Linked DNA regions of Homo sapiens: region 1 is linked to region 2. A link is a loop called in an ENCODE intact Hi-C map of the cell type or tissue named here. Cell type or tissue: dorsolateral prefrontal cortex. All regions are shown on one strand. Each heading gives the region's core, and the rest is flanking DNA. Links, peaks and the distances in the headings are about the cores only. Region 1 overlaps MAGI1 (membrane associated guanylate kinase, WW and PDZ domain containing 1). Region 2 overlaps MAGI1 (membrane associated guanylate kinase, WW and PDZ domain containing 1).

Region 1 (9,560 bases), core at 511-8,510, 79 kb before region 2:
CGACATGCAGTGGGCCAAATCTGACCTCAGGACCCTACTTGAATGACCCTTGCTTTAGATGGTTGCCAGGGTGGTTTTCAAAAAAAAAAAAACAAATAGTACCATGTGACTCTCCTAAACTCTTCCAAGACACCCATCACCTTCAGGATAAGTTCCAGGCTCCTTGGCATCTCTGTGTCCATCCCCGAGTCTGTGTCTCATAACTCTTAAAATTGCACACTCAACGATCCATGACTTAATCCCTTCCCAGAAACACCAGCCTCTTATGACTTGATATACACATGGTTGCGTCCTCTTCCAGGAATGTCTTCATTTCCTCTGAAAAACTCCCATCCAGCCTTTAAAACGCATCACCAGTGTCTCCTCTACTATGAAATCTTCCCTGACCTGAATTCTAGACAAAGTCAGGTCAGTCTCTGTGCTCCCCCAGCACCTTGACATACTTCTCTTACAACCCATGTGACGGTGGGATGTCATTGGCCATGTATGTGTCTCTCACCACCACCAATTCCCCTGTGAGGGTAAAGCTATTTTGTACATCTTTGTATCTTTAACACCCAGCATAATATCGGGCTCATAAACATATTTGGGTCATAACAACTATTTGTTTGATTAATCGGTAAAAAAATCATAAAGATTTCAACTTGGTACTCCTTTGACCTTGTATAACTGTAAAGAAATCTGAATTCACTCGGTGCTCTTAACTATCTTGGTTGTGCCAACTATTTTAATTCAACACTTGCTATTAAAACTTGTCCAAATGTCAGAATAAACTGTTCTTTCTGAGGATGATATAATTCAAAATTTCCCCTTTTAAAGGAGATGTACTTTAAAACTGCTACTTAGCTGTCCCCCCCATTCGTCTTTAATTAGCTGCTTGAACAATGCTGAATATATTACATCCTTGCAGAGAGCTAAGTCCTCAAGCAATTAGTCTGTCCTACCAAATGTGACCTACATCACTACTGTGCCCAGGATAGGCAAACCTTCACAGGACAGGATAAATTCCTACATCTTCCAGAATCTAGACAGAGCCTCTAAGGCCAAAGGAAACATGAACTTGCGGTAAAGACTATAAAAAGTCCATGTTTTTTCACCTATCAAACCAGCAAAACTTTAAGAAACAAGAGAATGAACACGCTTACACATGCTGATGAGAATGTAAATTATATAATTCTTTTAGTGGAACAATTTGGGAGTTTTTCAAATCCTAAAATGTGCATTCTCTTTAACTCAGTGATGCCACTCTCAGGAGTTTAACTTACAGAAGAATTCACAATACACACAAAGCTACGTGTGCAAGGATGTTCCTTTCATCACCGTTTCCATCATTCAAAAACTGGGGAATGTTGGGCTAAATCATGGTACAGCAAAATTTTCCATGAACTCCACCATCTACAACCACTGACTTCTTGAGAGTCCTGACTGTCAAGCTCACTATGTCCAAAATGAAACTCCTGATCTTAAACTAAGAGATGACCCACCCCCGCCTGGTGTCCCCCATCTAGCAAATGACTATTCTGTCCTTCCAGTTGTTCATGTTAAAAAGCAAAAAACCAAAACCCTTGGAGTCATTCTCAATTCCTCTCTTTTTCTCACACCCCTCAGGTCATCCATCAGGCATGAGTCTACTCTCAAAATATATATAACCACTTTGTACACCTCCACTACCATTACTCTGGTCTGGCCACTATAATCTCACACCAGGATTATAACAACTTCCTGTCATAACAACTTCCTGTCAGTGCTCTCTGCTTCCGCTCCTTCGGAAAACCTCATCCTACTACCTTCAGTGAGGCTTTGTGAATGTTCATTGGGAGCATGTTACTGCCTGGATCAAGACTCTGCAATGGCTCCTATTTCATTCTGGGTGGCGTGGTTGGTTAGGGTCTAAAATGTCTAGCATAATCTGTCATTCTTCCTTATACTCTGACCTCTCCTCCCATAGTTCTAACCCTTGTTCACTCTATTTCTGCCACTCCGGCCTCCTTGCTGTTCCTCTGAAAATGCAGGTACCACTTCTGCCACAGGGCCTTTGCAATGGATTGGCTTTTACCCAGTTATGCACATGGCTCCTTCCCTCATGCATTCAGGTTTGTGCTTATATGTTACTTTTCCAGTGAGGTCGACCCTTGACACCTTGAAAACTCTATTTAAAAACTGCAACATGCCCAATCTCCACACTCAACCCCCTTACTCTGCTCTGCTTTTTCCCTCGTATAATGTCCCACCTTCTAATATACGAAATGATTCACTCAACTATTACATGTACTGTTTTGATTTCACCTGACTAGAACATAAACCCTATAAGGGATCTTCATCTGTTTTGGTTGATCATATATACCAGGCAGGCAGAACACAGTTCCTAGCACATAAAGATTGTTAAATAAATACTTGTTGAATAAATAAATATATCTTAGTGTTTCTGTGAGGACTAAATCAGCCAGCCCTAGCACATAGCAACCTAACAAAAGTAGGTTCCAATTATTATTAGAAAGAATAAAGTAGGCATGCATCTACTGACATGGAAAGTTGCCCAGATGTAAAGACAATAAGAAAAGTCAAGTTGTAACTGAATACAAAGTGTGCAACTGAACTAGCATGCAAAGGGGAGTTAATAGAGCATTATCAATAATACTGAAAAACTAGAAACATGCTAACAGGTCACCATCAGGGCAAGGGTTAAACATATTATACCATCTTCCCACCATACTTGGGGACATTATGTGGTTGTCACCAAGAATAAGGTAGGATATTTGTGTTACATATTAAGATGTCAATTTCAGATGGGGAAAAGAAATTGACTTACTGACTGAACAGGAGGTAGAGTGTGATAGCATCTTCTTTGAAAGAAAAAAGAAAAAAGCTATGTGCATATATATATTAGTGCAGAAAAGTTAGGAGGGAAACAAAGGAACACACGCACATGCAGTTACTTTTGGAGAGTTGGACTTCAGAAAGAATGAGGGCTAGTGTGTAATTTTATGCTGCATTTTTCCATTGTGCTTGACTTTTCTGCAAGCAACGAACCCAACTTTTGTTTTGCCAACCACAGTAACTTCTGGGAAAAACTTCCCATAGTGGAAAGATCTCATTTTAACTAATCATTTTTACCTTATTCCCTATTCCCTGATCTTATTAGAAGTAAATTAAGATGGGTTCTAATACAAGCTACAGGAGGGCAGGGGGTTTTTATATTTTGTTGATGGGGCTATGATTCCCCAGTGCCTAACAAGCGCCTACCACATAGTAGGCACTCAAATATTATAAGTTATTCTCAATATAAGGTCACCTTCAGGTAAAATTAAAAGTAGTAAATTAAAAAGTCCCAAGCTAGAAAGGGATATAGCAAAAGCATCCATAAACTGGAGTGTTAAGCCTCATAAAAAGGAGTTTAAATGTTTACAGACTTTTTTGGCTTCCCTTTCAGGTCACTATCTATAATCATGTATTTTTAAAGCAACTCTCTTTGGCATGACTCCACAATTAATGAGAAAATTATAGCACTTACTGTCTTATAGCCAAGTTATTTCATACAGTCTTTGTCAAATTTGTAGATTCCCACTGATCTAATCTTTATTGTGGCAAAGAAATATACCCAGTGCAATAATTCAGATGCAAGGACTAGTAGATTGTGAAGGATGGGGGGGAAAGGAGATTCTTTAATCAGGCGAGCAGTATGAACTTTTCAGAACAATTCAACAGTGAGCAGAGTAGAAATCTAAATGATTTTTTACTTCCAATAGAATATAGGATAAACTATCTGGTTGGTGGAAAATAATATGTATCATTAAATACAAACAAACTTATGTTTCATTTTCTATTTTCAAAATGATTTTTCAAGGAGTTGTACTTTTTTGCATTGCTTTGATAATTACAATAGCACTCTAGGAAACAGCCTGAACTTCATAATGACTGCATAAGGTCAAAGTTCTTAATGTGTCCATTCATTCAAGTATTTATTGAACGTGTATTACCTGCTAAGCATTGTGCTTACGACTAGATATAGAAATACGGGAAACATATTGATATCTCATTATATGGATATAGTTATATTGGGATATTGAAAGAGAAATAATTTAAAAATCTCCACAAACAAAAGCCTCACAGAATGGAATTAAAAGAAATATGTTTTTTTCTTTTCCTGCCCTTTCAGGTCAGATAATCATTTAAAAATCTTTTCGCTCAAGAACATTCAGCCTGATGAGTCACTTTCAAGCCCAAGACCTCCCCTTTACTCTCATGCCTCAGATCTTCTCAAACATTTTGGTAAAAGTCAGGTAACATTTTCTCCATCCTGTTTTTATTCTTGAATCTGGCCACCTATCAAAACTTTAAGGATGTCAACCGCCATGGATGAAGAAATAATAATCAGCAACAGCAGCTCAAGGACTGTATTTGAAAAAACAAAACCAAACCAGATATCTAGATGGCATCAGTCATCAACTCACTAGATTCTTGAAAAGCAAGTGGATTGAGTGCCATTTTTATCAAATGGAATCACTTGTCAAACAGGTTTACCAATAACAAAATGGCAAATCCCAGATCCCACTATTTAGAAACATTGTTTAGTCATAATTTTCCTGAGTGTTGACATCCCAAATTAGTCATGTAAATTTACTGAAGGCCAACAGTAGCAGAAACTTGTCAACAAGACCGAGGAAGCAAAGGAAGGCAGCATCTTTACATTTTTAGTGTTTATAACACTTCAAAAGCCTAAAAGTCATCAACAGCTGGCCTACTATCAGACACAGAGATCAGCAGAGTTACTGAATTAATGGCTGGCATTGTTGCTTTCTTCCCACCAGACATCTCAAAAAATGCTATGACAGTTTTTCTGGTGCCAGAGGGTGTCAGTATGACTGCGAGGGATGTGCTTACATTCAAATATTTGGGGTCTGATTATCAACATAAGAAATTTTTTTTTCAAAGGAAAAAACAAACATGCTGAGAAAATGGTGATTACTAAATGAACAGAATTTTGTTATGCAAATACAGTTGCAAAGAAAAAGAAATATCTGCAGTATTCTGATGGGGGGGTGTCTTTTGATTTAGCTTTTTCTAGTACTATCAACTCTATATTTACTTTCAGCTTTAGAAACCCTTTTACCTTCAGTGCTCAGTGTCTCCCAAATTCTATTCCATGCAAGCCTAATAAGCCAACATCAGAATAATGCATGGGTCTGTGTATTTATTTATTGAAATCATTAAACAGGCAGTTTCAGTCGGTATCACATCACCTGCTTTATATTACGCAGCACAGGGTCAAAGAGAAATTACAATTAAATTTTTCAATAACTGGTGTCAATTAAGCACGGTGTTTAGCTCCTTTGTAAATATGGAGATCTTATTCTCTCTGTCTTCTTTTTCCACTCCTCTACCCCCATCCATATGCCAAGAATGAATAGAAAACAAGGGGAAAGGAGAGGCTGCCTCATCAGAAGCCTTTGCTAGATGTGTCTTAGTAAAATCAGCTATAGTCATTACTTCTATGGCACCATTAATTCATGGGCATAGTTTCTGTTCTTATACACAAGAATGTCAAAGATCCATACAACTGTTTATCACAAAAACAGTCTTGGGTATCAAACGTATAGGTTCAAAGAGCTCCTTTCTGTTAATAAAGCCCATGTGAAACTGTTTTGCCACAAGCTTTTAGAGAATCTAGACTCAGGGTTGGTAGTTCCAGTGGACACACCAGGGGCCACCTCACAAATTGCCTCTTCTGGCCACAGTTAAACTGAAGAGGCAGTGAGGCTCTAGTCTCCCCTGGGGGTGGTTTCATATCAAACACACATGCCCATGCTTTTGCTCAGCAAGGATCGGGAGAGGAGCCTCAAGTCTAATCATAGGAACAGACCGATTTAAGAGCCATAATTGAGTAAAAAGAATAACGGACCGATTCCACGTCTCTCTAGCACAAACACAACAAATCCAAACACCAAACCTCAAGCATCTTTTTAAACACAGAAATACAACTTGAAATATACAGCCTAAGAAAGAAACTACATGGGGAAGCAAATGGGTAAGCTTCCGTTTTTAACTCTCTGGGGTGGGTAGGGTGGGTAGGGTGGGGGTGGGGAGTTAGGAGTATCCTCATCAAGAATCCTTTCCCTCTGCCCCATCCCCTTTCCCAAAGCCAAAAGAGGAAAGGCATTGAGAGACAGGGGCAGACTGCTTCTGTTTGCTCAGTTGAGAAATGGAGGAATCGAGTCTCTGTTGATACCATTAAACTGCTAAAGCTTTCAACAGCACTAAAATTCATTGGCAAGTGATGAGCTGCGCCTTGTCGACGAGTTTCAGTGCAAGTTAAATCACGAAAAGAATCCAACTTCATATCTAATTAATACAGGCTTCCAAGTGATCAAAAAACAACAGTTTTTCAGAAAGTATGAGCCTTATAGATGATAAAAGACAAGCTTTTCTCAACTAAGAAATGCATTTATTTTCCCAGAACCCCAAAGACAGTATGTCATTCCGTGGGTTACCATGTGCATATGGAATTTTTATGTTTTCAATATAAAAGTCACAATGCCCTCATGCAAAAGCTTCCCGTTTTACTGAAACCCCCAACAAATGTGTCCGAATCTTTTGAAAGCACTGAATACTCATTCAAGAGGAGTAGTAAAACAAACAACACTATAAACCAGCAAGGGTTATTTGGCTAGCACACACTCATAAGTAGTCTCCTAATTGATTCTCAGTTGACAGGGTGTTGAGCATGGTAAACTCTGGGAAAGAGAAAAGGGCCCAACATACCTAATCCTTAAAAATAAGCCATACATACCCTCAAATAATTTAGTTCAGGCACAAATCCACTCCCTTTGTGTGTGAGACAAAGTCTATATACCAACACTGTGGACAAGACAGCTTCCTTGTACACTCCATTGCCCCCTGGTACCCAGGTCAGTTAGACTTAGGACTTAGGAAGAGGAAGGGAGGCATAGCCTTCCTGAATCTTCAAAAATCCCCCAGCCTTCCGGGTTTGGCCCATTCACTTACAGAACCAGACAGGGAGAAAAGCCTTTTAGCTCCCAAGCACTCAGCAAGCCAGACTCTGGATTCTGTTTTCTGATGCCCACAGACATACATCTCTTACCTAGATAACACAGTGCTCTAACATACAAATGTTAATTTCCAGGAAGCAAACTTAAAAAGCCTTCCGCATGTACATTCTTCCTTTTAGAAATAGGAAAACGGACAGAGGAGAATCGCAGCCCTTCCGTTTCTAATTTTCCCCGAGAGCTTACAAAGCCCTCCAAAGTGCAAAGGCATTTGCCCACCGCGCTGCCCGGGGAAGCAGCTCTCCCTCTCCCCTGCCTTCCCCAGCCTGGGCGCCGGAACAATGCAGCAACATACATTTACCAACACCTGCTGGAGCCTATTAATATGCACGGGGACGTACTGATTTTTCCCCCCTCCCTTCCCCTGCCCTCCACACTGAGCAGGCTTTCATCTCCTCCTTTACCATCCATCAGGAACTCATTTCGCCGGCCCCCTCCCCCTCCCACCCCCAGTCCCCATTCAGCCGAGCCCCTCGCTCCAAAAGCCCGGGCTGACGAGCACACTTTGGAATGCACTTCATTAAAATTTAGCTGCCCGATTCCAACCTGCAATGCGGAGGAGGCAATACAAAGCGCGCGCCACACTTCCTCCAGCATCCCCTTCAAAAGCCCCATTGTTCGCCAGGCATCTGCTCCAGAGCCCGGCCTCTCCCTATCCACTGACCTCTGATTTTTTTTTCTCCCCCCTCCCCCTTCCTCCCAGCCTGGCCAAACGGGCCTGCCTGGTGAATTAAAACGCAGCCGCAGCCATCTGGCCCTCCCAAGCTGGCCGGGTTTCTCCCCGCCCCTCCTCCCTGGTCCACACACCACACACGGCATCTTCACCTCCATGGATATTCCCACAACCCAAGCTCAAACCTCCGGTGGCAGGGAGCCTCTGCCGCCGCCTGCCTGTCCCCAGGCTTCCTCCGGCAGCGGAGCGTTCGAATCCAGAGGTGGGCAGGGGGCGGTGGAGGGGTGGCGAGAGGAGATCATGGACCACTTGTACTTGCCTGCAAACCCCAGCCCAATCGCCAAGATTAATCCTTCCCTTTGTGAGCCTGAAACCGCCTCCCACCACGCTGGTCCTTGGCTCTGCAGCGGCTGTAAAGAGAGGCGGGGGTGGGGGGGGGGTGGGACCGAACCCCTTCCTGGGAGAGCTGGGGGCGCCTCGGCCACCTGACCACAGAGCGGTTTTTCGAGGGAAGAGGTGCTGGCAGCAGGAGCAGCTGATGGTGCGAGAAGGGAGAGAAGATGCCCAGGCTTGCGCCTTTTATATTACTGGCGACATTTCTAACACATGACAACAATTTCCATCTGTATTTAAGCCGGGAGTGTGAAAAAAGAGCATTACATCACAGAGCCCGGGCTCCTAGAGGCTGCCGGATATCTAGGCCGGGGGGATTAGGGGGCTGCACCTGCGGAGGGGGCGGGGACTGAGCGAGCCTCTCCCTGCTGGGGCGTGTCAGGTCCCCATCACCCGCATGGCCCTGTGGGAGCCCCTGGACATGGAAAGGCGGGAAATAGGGTTGCCCCATTTGCGACATGCTGGAGGCTGAGTGCATGAGTGGGTGGGTGAGGGCGAGGGAAGGGGCGTGACTCCCTTTCTTGGTTAGGGATACAACCCTGACTTCCCAAGAGCAAGGGACAGAAGTCCCTTCTGATGAAACTGACTTCTGCCTTTCTGCCTCTTCCCCAACTTTGGAAGGAATTCCAATAGATAATAACTCTTATGTTTGAAATAATTGTCTTCCTTTGGAGTTAAAATAAAGACGATGGAGTGGCTTAGAAAATGAATTTGAAGGATCCACTTTCAAGGAATTGACACTTCAAGAATCAAAGGTACAATCTGACTCAGAATCAAGCTGCTTCTCTACTGCTCACCTCTATGTCATTAAAACTCACTGTTTTTAAGGAGTGATAGGATAGTGGATAGGGGGAGGCTGGCCTCTGGTGCAGATGGTTGGCAAAGCTGCCTCTTTAAAAGATTCTCTAAGAGCCGGCGGTATCACCTCCACCCTGTTTCTTTTGAGGGATCCTTCCTCTTCATCCACCTTAGTGAGAAAACTTTATTGAGAGACCTCTAGCTTTGGAAAGGTAAGTTTTCTCTATTTTCAAATGGTCAGTCATTGCTGAAGCTACACCTTGTAGCAAGAGAGTGAATGCCTCCAGACTGTCAAAGAAAGGACGCTATCCACTGCCTTCCTTCTCATAATCCAGGTGCTACAGAGTCACGTGCAAGCATCCTCCAAGAATTCATTACTACAACTTGGACAGGAGGAGATAAAGGGGCTGCAAGATGTTCTGAGAGGAAGAATGCCAAGAAAATAGGGCAAGAGGGGAAAGGAAGCAAGGGCATACCTCTTTCTGGGGTATGTTGGGGGAGGCAATGCAGAAGCTAGATTACAAATGGGTGGATCATAGGATGGCAAAGCAGGCTTTACGGGTGCGGGAGAAAGGTGAGAGGGCAGTGGGCCATTTAGATAACAAGGCAGCACAGATCTTTCCTTCGAATGC
Region 2 (9,560 bases), core at 480-8,479:
AATTAAAAGATAAAAATTAAAAATATAAACTTTATTTCTCAACGCAAGCTCCAACCAGTTCAAAACTCTCTTGTGAGTGATGAACCAGCCATTTAGTCCTTTTTTTTCTTTTTTTTTTTTTTTTTTTTTTGACACGGAGTCTCACTCTGTCGCCCAGGCTGGAGTGCAGTGGTGCAATCTCAGCTCACTGCAACCTCTGCCCCCTAGGTTCAATTGATTCTGCTGCCTCAGCCTCCTAAGTAGCTGGGGTTACAGGCGTGCTGTAATTTTTGTACTTTTAGTAGAGACGGGGTTTCACCATCTTGGCCAGGTTGGTCTTGAACTCCTGACCTTGTGATCCACCTGCCTCGACCTCCCAAAGAGCTGGGATTACAGGTGTGAGCCACTGTGCCCAGCCGCCATTTAGTCCATTCTTAAAGAACTGAAGGTCCTGGGAATTTAACCATGTCAATGTTGTCTTTTTTTACATTATCTTTATTTATTTGTTTATTTTCTTGAGATGGAGTCTCGCTCTGTTGCCCAGGCTGGAGTGCAGTGCAGGGGCACAATCTCGGCTCACTGCAACCTCCACCTCCCAGGTTCAAGCAATTCTCTACCTCAGCCTCCTGAGTAGCTGGGATTACAGGTGCCTGCCACCAAGCCTGGCTAATTTTTGTATTTTTAGTAGAGACAGGGTTTCACCATCTTGGCCAGGCTGGACTTGAAATCCTGACCCTGTGAGCCATTGCACCCAGCCTTTTTTACATTTTTAACTGAAGAAAAAAATGGGTGTCCCTTACAGACTTTTTAAGATTAGAAAACAAAAAGAAGTCACAAGGAGCCAAATCAGGACTGTAAAGTTGACTCATGATTTCCCATTGAAACTCTTGCAAAATTGCTCTTGTTTGATGAGAGGAATGAGCAGGAAGGAACACTGTCATGGTGGAGAAGGACTCTTTGGTCAAGTTTTCCCTGGCATTTTTCTGTTAAAGCTTTGATTAACTTTCTCAAAGCACTCTCATAATAAGCAGATGTTATCATCCTTTGGTCCTCCAGAAAGTCGACAAGCAGAATGTCTTGAAGAGTCCAAATAACTGTTGTCAAGACCTTTGCTCTCGACCAGTCTGCTTTTGCTTTGACTAAACCACTTCCACCGCTTAGTAGCCATTGCTTTGATTGTGTTTTGTCTTCGGGATTCTACTGATAAAGCCATGTTTCATTTCCTGTTACAATTCTTCAAAGAAATGCTTCAGGATCTTGATCCCACTTGTTTAAAATTGCAGTTGAAAGCTCTGCTCTTGTCTGCAGCTGATCTAGGTGCAATGGTTTTGGCACCTATCCAGTGGAAAGTTTGCTCAACTTTAGTTTTTCAGCCAGAATTGTGTAAGCTGAACCAATTGAGATGCCTATGGTGTTGGTTATTATTTGTGCTGTTGTCGGTCCCTTTCAATTAGAGCACAAACAAGATCAATTTTTTTCCTTGCAAATTGATGTGGATGGTCTGCCACTGTGGGCTTCATCTTCAACATCATCTCATCTTTTCTTAAAATGAATTATCCATTTGTAAACTGTGGATTTCTCTGAGCCATTGCCCCCATAAACTTTTGGTAAAGCATCAGTGATTTCACCACAAATTTGATATTTGTTCTTGTTTCGATTTTAGCAGAATTCATGTTGCTCGATTAGAAGTTCTTTTCAAACTGATGTCTCATCATTCTTAGTACCTGAAACTAGATCCTGTTCAGCTACTTTATAACAAGTTAGTATGAGTTTCTTGTGGGGAAAAAACATTGAAATCCATGTATAGTTGTATCCTATTGTGTACTTTCCAGGAACTTTTTGAAGACTCCTCATATATATGCATATACATACATATGTATACATACACACATATATAACACATATGCCATGTGTGTATATATATATATACACATAAGTGCTTGGCTTCATTATTGCCAACATTGAAGTTTTTTTTAATATGGCTCAAGCAGAATCTGAGTTATTTGAATTCCTGGCTTTTATGTAGGTTTCATGAAAATTTAGAGGTTGCTCTCAAATCCTCAACCCCAAAATAATTATTTATAGAGTACCATCAATATGTCTGACATAGCCATAGACATTATGGACTACAGAAGAATTATAACAAAGGTCTTTACCTGCAATGAGTTTACAATCTTGCTAAGATTTTTTGCAAAGCTAATGAACCACATAGTTGGTACGTGTTTCTTTCTCTGGGATCATGTTTGGTACCCATGGAGCTTATCCACTGTTCATCTCTTCCCCGGGAACCTCAGTGGTCTCCATAGTTAATGCAGATAAATATAGCCCTTGCCCTGAAACTGGGCAAATTTGCTACTTATCACTCTTACTAGATATAAACAGAAAAATAGCCAAGGTAAACAGGCACATATACAACCACATTCATATTCTTTAATTAAGTAAAAACCAACAAGCATGTATTAAGCCTCTAGAATGTACCAAAGTGCTTTATGTAACTTTCTCCTGTTGGGAGCTATTCATTCACTGTTTTTAGCTGTTTTATGATGTAAAATAACTGAAACTCATGAATTGTAATGATGTTAATATTTATCATAATACCTAATGCTTATTGAGAATGTAGAATCAGCCATGCAATTCTTCTAAGCACTTTACATTACTCCTCACCACAACCCTGTGAAGTAAAACTGTTAATATCCCCATTTTACAGATGAGACAACTGAGCTTCAAGAGACTGATTATGTTGCCTAGTACTACAGAGCTGGTAAGAGCTAAAATTTGAACCGGGATTTGGCACTCTAGAGCCAATGCTATGAATCACTGTAAAGCAGGTGTTTCTCAATCTTGGCACTACTGGCATTTGGGGCTGGATAAATCTTTGCTCTGCATTGCTATGCACTGTAGGATGTGCAGCAGTATCCTCGGCTCTTACTGACTAGATACCAGGAGCAATCGACATTTGTGACAATTAAAAATGTCTCCCATAGGAACCAACTCACCCAAATGAGCTGGCCAAATGCCCCCTGCAATTCAAAACTGCCACCGGTTGAAAACCACTGCTATAAATTAAAAGAAAGAAAGTAGGGAATTCCTAAACCTGGCTACATATTAGAAATGCCTAGGGTATATTTTTAATGGGTTAAAAATGCAGATAGCAAGTCTTATCACTGATTCAGAGAATCAGAGTGTCAAGGGGTCCCATAGAATAGTCCATCATTTGTCACCAATTAGTTATGTCATCTTGAGAAAGTTACTTGCCCTCTCTGTGCCTCAATTTCTTTATCTAGCTACTGAGTGGGCAAAGCTAGACTGTGTGTCAAACCTTTCCATGGCTAACAATCCAGTCTGTGAAATCACTCAGATACCCATCACTTCCCTCCTTGACAGGCTTCTATTCACACTGCACAGAGAGGGTGTAATGACCAAAAAAAGTTCCTACAACTCCAATCCTCATAAGGAAATCCTCATAAGGAAATCTGGCCAAAAGCTGACCCGTGATAGACTTACAATCAGTTCACCATAGATACAAAATTGGGCACAATTATCACTACAAAAAGGTTAGTTTCCACTTCACACACCTGAGGTAGGTAAAAACTGAATCCCAAATTGGAGATGCAATTTTCCCATTATGCAAAGTGGTTGCTGCATTCCTGGGTGGAAAAAAAAATCCCCAAACCAGTATTGCCAAAACTGAATTTACTAGAAACCTTGACTCCAAATGACACTGGGGAGTGTGCTCCTCTTTTCAGATTCATGAAATGCTTTCATGTCATTTAAGAAGCAAAATGCAAAAGAAAAAAGTGGGCATTGTCTACACTTCAGACATGGAGGCTTTAGTCTGACAATCCCAGATCCTATCTCCAACTCAAAACAAATCTGTTCCATGGCAAGAAAGTACTTTAGAGAATTAGTCTTTGCTGTATTTGTATATGCTAATTAAGCTCCAAAGGAGAAACTGCTGATGATAAATCGCTGACAAAGAAGCCATTTTTAAAAAATTTTACTAATTTATAGATATATCAGATTATATCGGTTTAGGTCACACTTACTTTATATACCCATGTGTAAAAATAGGATGAAAATGATTACATTTGAAAGTGCCTGGGGTTGTTAAAGTAAAAATAGGAACAATCTTCATTGAAGAGGGGGAAAAACATCCTTAAAAGGATACTGAATAGAAGGGTGTCTGTAAGGCACGGAGAAGAAGGAGAAAATGTCCTGGATTATGAAACCACAATAGAATTCTGCTCAGAAATTGCATGTTATCAATTCAGTTGATCAGATACCAATAAATCCATTTACTAGAAACTGATTTCGGAGGAAACAGACTTGTAACTATAATTCAAATTCATTCCTTTAAAGCACGTACTACCAGTGCACTCTATCAAGGGTGGGCCCTAACCACTATTAAAGTGTTAAAAGAAATTATTTCAATTCTTTATGAGTATAAAATTATAGTAGAAGGGAATCAATTAATCTTAGGTGATATGCCACCAGGCCATAATCAAGTATGATAAATTGCTTTCTTCTATCCTAGTTTCTCAATGTATGTGTTATGACAGGTTCTGCGAAGGTGAGTATTAAAAAATATTTGTTCCCAACTCAAAAGGGCATCACATAAATGACCGCCAGCGCCATCTGTCGGTGGTACACAGAGCTGTTGCACTTGTGCCTGGGCTTGCGAGTTTTTGTTCACCTAAATTAAGATTCGATGACTGAAGTTTTACATGAGGGACAGCATCCGTACACTACTCTAAGTGGTGTAGTGCAGAAGCTCTTAAACATTTCTCCTAATGTTTATACCCTTTTACATGGCCAGACACTGAATGAATTTCTTCTAATGATCTGGAGGTGAAGCCTAAAATAACTGCCTCAAATTTCCTGATGTCTTAGTTTATCTTAAACTTTTATATGAATCTTGTGCTGTATACCAGAGTAACCTGTGTCTGTTTTTTTACGTAAAAACATGTATAAAATATTTATAGTTCAACTACTTAACTTGTATGACCAAATATTCGGGTTAAATAGATAATTTGTTGAGGTGTACCATATTTAGCCCCTGGGGCATATTACCTTGGATACCTACATCCTCCAGAGATACTCCTACTCCAATTTGAGAAAAAGTAGGAACTCAGCTCTGCCACAGCCTGCTGTGTGCCCACACTGAGCCTCAGTTTCGTTATCTGTGAGGTAAGGACCATGGACAGGATCTCTAAGGGTGCTTCCAGCTCTGACATTCTCTGAAACAACAGTCATTTGGATCTTCAGACACAAACACCTCACTCATCTCACTACTGGTGAGCCCTGCGTGCACATTCCTATAACATGTGGGCACAGAGATTTGTAAATTATATTATTGTATGTCTAGTTCAATAAATATTATAAATAGGCGTTTCCTATTTCACCTATAGTCCTAAAAGCTTATCTACTCAAGTTGGCAAAACAAAAGCATTTTCTCCCTCATTCTTCTCATTAGCTAAATGGAGGAATGCCTTCTATTAGAGTCACCTCGTATTTAAGCATACACAGCTGGGCGTGTGGCATGTGCCTGTAGTCCCAGCTACTCCGGAGGCTGAGGTTGGAGACTCTCTTGGGCCCAGGGGTTCAGGACCAGCCTGGGGAACACAGCGAGACTCCATCTCAAAAAATACTAATAATTTAAGCTTATACGACAGCTCAATAAGGTTAGGTCTAGTGTTCAAGAATGCAACAGGAGATGACATTAAAGATATAAGCAATGACCATAACAAAAGAGCTCTTAAAAATGATGTTAAGTAGCTAAGATTTCTGCATGTTATGGCCTGTGGATTTTGGATGTTGGACAAGCCCAACAAGACAATACACAAGCACAGAGAAGCCGATCTCAGCCCTATCAGCATGAGACCTTTGGTTAAGATTCTTGCCAAAGCTGAAGAATTCAAGCCCTCAAATGTATTTTCAAGAACCAGTCATTTTATTTCTCCCCTAGGATCACAGACCTTCCCAAGCCCATGAGGTGCCTGTGAAACTCCACATATGGGAACTATATTTTTAGGAAAGGGGCCAAGGTGTCAGAGGCTATGCATCACAAGAACAACCCCTTCTTTCTCTTTTACTAACTAACACAGTTTGGCTTTCCCTCGTTTCTAGCAGCAGTTAATTCCAAGGCTTTATGTTCTCAGACAGTTTCAACACTGCCTTTCCCTTCAGAGTCATCACCAAAATAAATTTTAAAAAATTCCAGTGCGCCCTTCACTTTTTCAGTATTCCCACTCCTGCTGGCCCCAGGTGTTCTCTGGTTTGAAGGTTGCCCACTATGCAACCCGCTGTATAATTCAGAACCTGGTGCACTTCCCAGGCACATCAGTAGTCTAAATTTGTACTACAGCAAAAGCTTCAAGGGCTTAATCAATTACAGATCAAATATTTAAAAATGAGGATTAATCTCATCACTGCAGCCCAACAGATGCATTTTGTGTTAATAAATACACTTCAAACTTCCTGTAGACACTGAAAAATGCATTCCCAATTTGCCTTTGCTCCTGGTTCCCAACAGACAGGAGAGAGGGCTCCATTGATATTCCAGAGCTGCACTTTCCAAGTGTTCATGGGGCTGGCTCTGCTGTATCTCGTAAGATAAAGGAATCAGAAATTAGAGGAGGAGAAACATTCTGACCAGATGCTCTCTGATCTCCCCAACAAAACTTCAACCACACTGTCAGTCTCAATCACAATGTGTGGGCACTGAGATTCATGAGGCCAAATGAAAATAAAATTATGATATTCATTTACGTGGGTGATGGAAGGGTGGATGAAAAGCTCCATATGTTCGGAGTTTCAAGTATAATTTGAAACAGCAACATATCAGCCTTAAAAACAGAACCTCCATGGCCTCCAAATTTCAAGAATAGTAGAAGATGCTTGCCTAGAATAAATCAATTTGGAAAGCTGCAGTCATCAATCTCAAAGTAATTTCTGCCAAAGTATAAATGGTGATTTAAAAACGGGGGAAATGCCAGAAAAATACCACTTGAAAGTTTTATTAATAGTACATTACAGAACACAGAAAAAATTATTTATTAGAGAACTTGTGAAGAATACACAGAGAAAAACTCACATGAATTCACAAAACGGGGCAGCACAATGAATTCACCAGTGTATTAAAAGCAGAACAAAAAAATAAACCCATCACAGACCAAGTAGGTCTTAATTCAAAAATTCAAGGAGCCATCTAATGAGGTGGCTCATTACAGTGTCACAGCGGCACATGTACCTCTAGTTTATGAATTTCAACGATGTAAGCTAAAAACAAGACAAAATCAAACAACAACAATAACAAAACTGATAACAATTGTCTTTGATAATAGATGGCTCTAGAACACAAGCCAACCACTTCATATGGGTTCAACCAAAGAAACAACATTCTGTTCCAATACTGGAAAAAAACAATTGGGCTGAGCTGCTCTTACTGAGAAATGCTAGAGCACAAACAGGGATGATTTAATGGATTTTCAAAGATAATTATGGCAGGACTCAATTTTCACCTTGTTTGACGACTTTAAGCTACCCTATATATGTCAATAGTTTGGAGGAGAAAAACCACATGGTTATCTCAGCAAAGAATGTAAAGAAAGCATGTGATAAATTGAGTTCATATTTTTGACAAGCTTGTAGTAAAAGCACAAAGGCTATTTGTAGCATTATGTTTAACAGTAAATTTTGGAAAAACCCAAATATACATCTATATGGGCACAATTACAAAATTATGGTGTTTCTCTATACAGAGAAACTCTACATAACCATTAAAAAGAAATGAGACTTACGCACTCACACATGACAATGATGAGGATAGATGCAAACTGAAGGACAGGATGAAAACCTTAATCACATTTTCAAAAAAGCCATGACATGTACACACACGTGTCTCTATTTAAACAGCATGAAAATACATAGAGCAAATAATCATGACTGCAATAATCACGGTTAGTTCCAAGAAAAGTAATTGGAGCAGAGGCTTTTGGTTTATAAATTTCTGAATCCTCAGATTTTTTTTAAAAAACGTACTTCTTTTGTTAATTTAAAAAATAAATCTGGAGAATAAGGAAGAAAAACACTCCAATTAAAAATGCAGAATTGGACCAGGCCAGAAAGGTCATCTAGGAAAAGCTGTGTCCAGCATCTCCATCAAAGGAGAAACTACTCCTTTTTATTCATACTCAGGAAGGAGGTGGCAGAGTTCCTGGCTAATCCGGTCAATTGTTACACAAGCTAAGCAGTGCAAAAAATTCTACATTTTATCTACCCCCTTCTTCTCATTCTCAACTCCAAGCCCAATCCTTTTGTTCTTTTCTCAGGAGCTTTAGAAAACAGATGGTTACACCATCCTTTGAATCTGTCAATGAATCACACAAAATCAACAGTGTTTTTCTGGAGGGACACTATTGTGTTCAACAATACAGAACGACATATCCCAGTTTGCTCCCCACATACAAACATACCAGATTCCATTACCAATGAGCTATTCAAAGGGATTTTACCAGATGTACTTAATTTAATTCAACAATTATTAATTCAATGACTCCCGTGCTCTTGGTATTTTATTATGAGCTGTGCAGGACCCTTCGGAAATTTAAAATTTTATGGTGGAGAGGGACATACACGATGAGAAAGAGATAAACAATTCAGGGTAGTTTAAGATTAGGAGAACGTGCAGACATTATAGTTTTTGAAGCACTAGGAAAATCTTTAGAGTTCAGACTAGGCTAAATAAGGTGAGGAGATAAACATTTAGGATTTTTTTTAACTTTTCATTTTCTATTTTTAAACGTTATTTTGTATTGTTTGTTTGTTTACTTAAAAATATTTTGGGAGGGGATTTTTACTATTGGCCAGCTAGGGTCAAGGCAGGGGTATAGAGCAAGGTGGAGATGGGAAGACTAAGAGGCTTCTGCAGTCACTAAGGCACAAACGCCAAAGGCTGGGTTGAGGGTAGGAGCACAGTCATATCGAAGACTTGACCTGGCTCAATGACACACCGGCAAGGTTTGGATCTCAGTGACCAAAGGGGATTTTCATGTAACTGACAGATGCAATGAAGAAAAACACTGAGCAGAGTGCTTAAGGTATCAGAGAAGAATCTCAGCATGTGGAAACAGGAAGGTAGTTAAAAGTCAACACTGGACCCAGACTTATGATTTAAGAGAGAGAATCATCACTTTGTGTTCCTTCACTCTCCACACCTCACAGCTTTCTGCAGTTAGTATGGGAGTTTGGTGGGAACCTCTGCACTTTCTCCCACTCTTTCGTATCCACGTCAAAGGTCAAACTCTTCATATGCCAAAAGAGGCACCTTGGCCGAACCCCAATCCACAAAGGAATGCACTAAATCACTGGAAGTGCTGCACATGAAGACAAAAATCCAACACCATATTAATCATTGGCAGGTTGTATTTCCTGTCCCTTGAAAAGTTAGCCACTTCACTGTTCACAAAAGCAAAGACTTGGAACCAACCCAAATGCCCATCAGTGATAGACTGGATAAAGACAATGTGGCACATATACACCATGGAATGCTATGCAGCCATACAAAAGGATGAGTTCATGTC

The links. Peaks named below come from ENCODE experiments on the same cell type or tissue, not always from the same donor. Only the 100,000 strongest peaks of a DNase experiment are listed, where the experiment ranks them.
Region 1: a loop joins it to region 2, with 5 times the contacts of the local background. A loop is called at or near these places in 7 of 110 quality-filtered maps.

What each region holds. Positions count from the first base shown.
Region 1 is chr3:65,589,759-65,599,318 of GRCh38, forward strand. The region is part of intron 2 of MAGI1 (membrane associated guanylate kinase, WW and PDZ domain containing 1); the gene reads right to left. Among named protein-coding and RNA genes, the nearest start is that of MAGI1-AS1, 300 kb to the right of the region's middle. RefSeq lists an enhancer at 8,196-8,747. In dorsolateral prefrontal cortex, for the core only: a CTCF peak has its summit at 4,820; DNase peaks (open chromatin) are centred at 7,348, 7,813 and 8,476; H3K4me3 peaks cover 4,209 bases; H3K27ac peaks cover 3,502 bases.
Region 2 is chr3:65,668,455-65,678,014 of GRCh38, forward strand. All of the region lies in intron 1 of MAGI1 (membrane associated guanylate kinase, WW and PDZ domain containing 1), which reads right to left. Among named protein-coding and RNA genes, the nearest start is that of MAGI1-AS1, 220 kb to the right of the region's middle. In dorsolateral prefrontal cortex, for the core only: CTCF peaks have their summits at 4,621 (motif pointing left) and 4,824; a DNase peak (open chromatin) is centred at 4,627.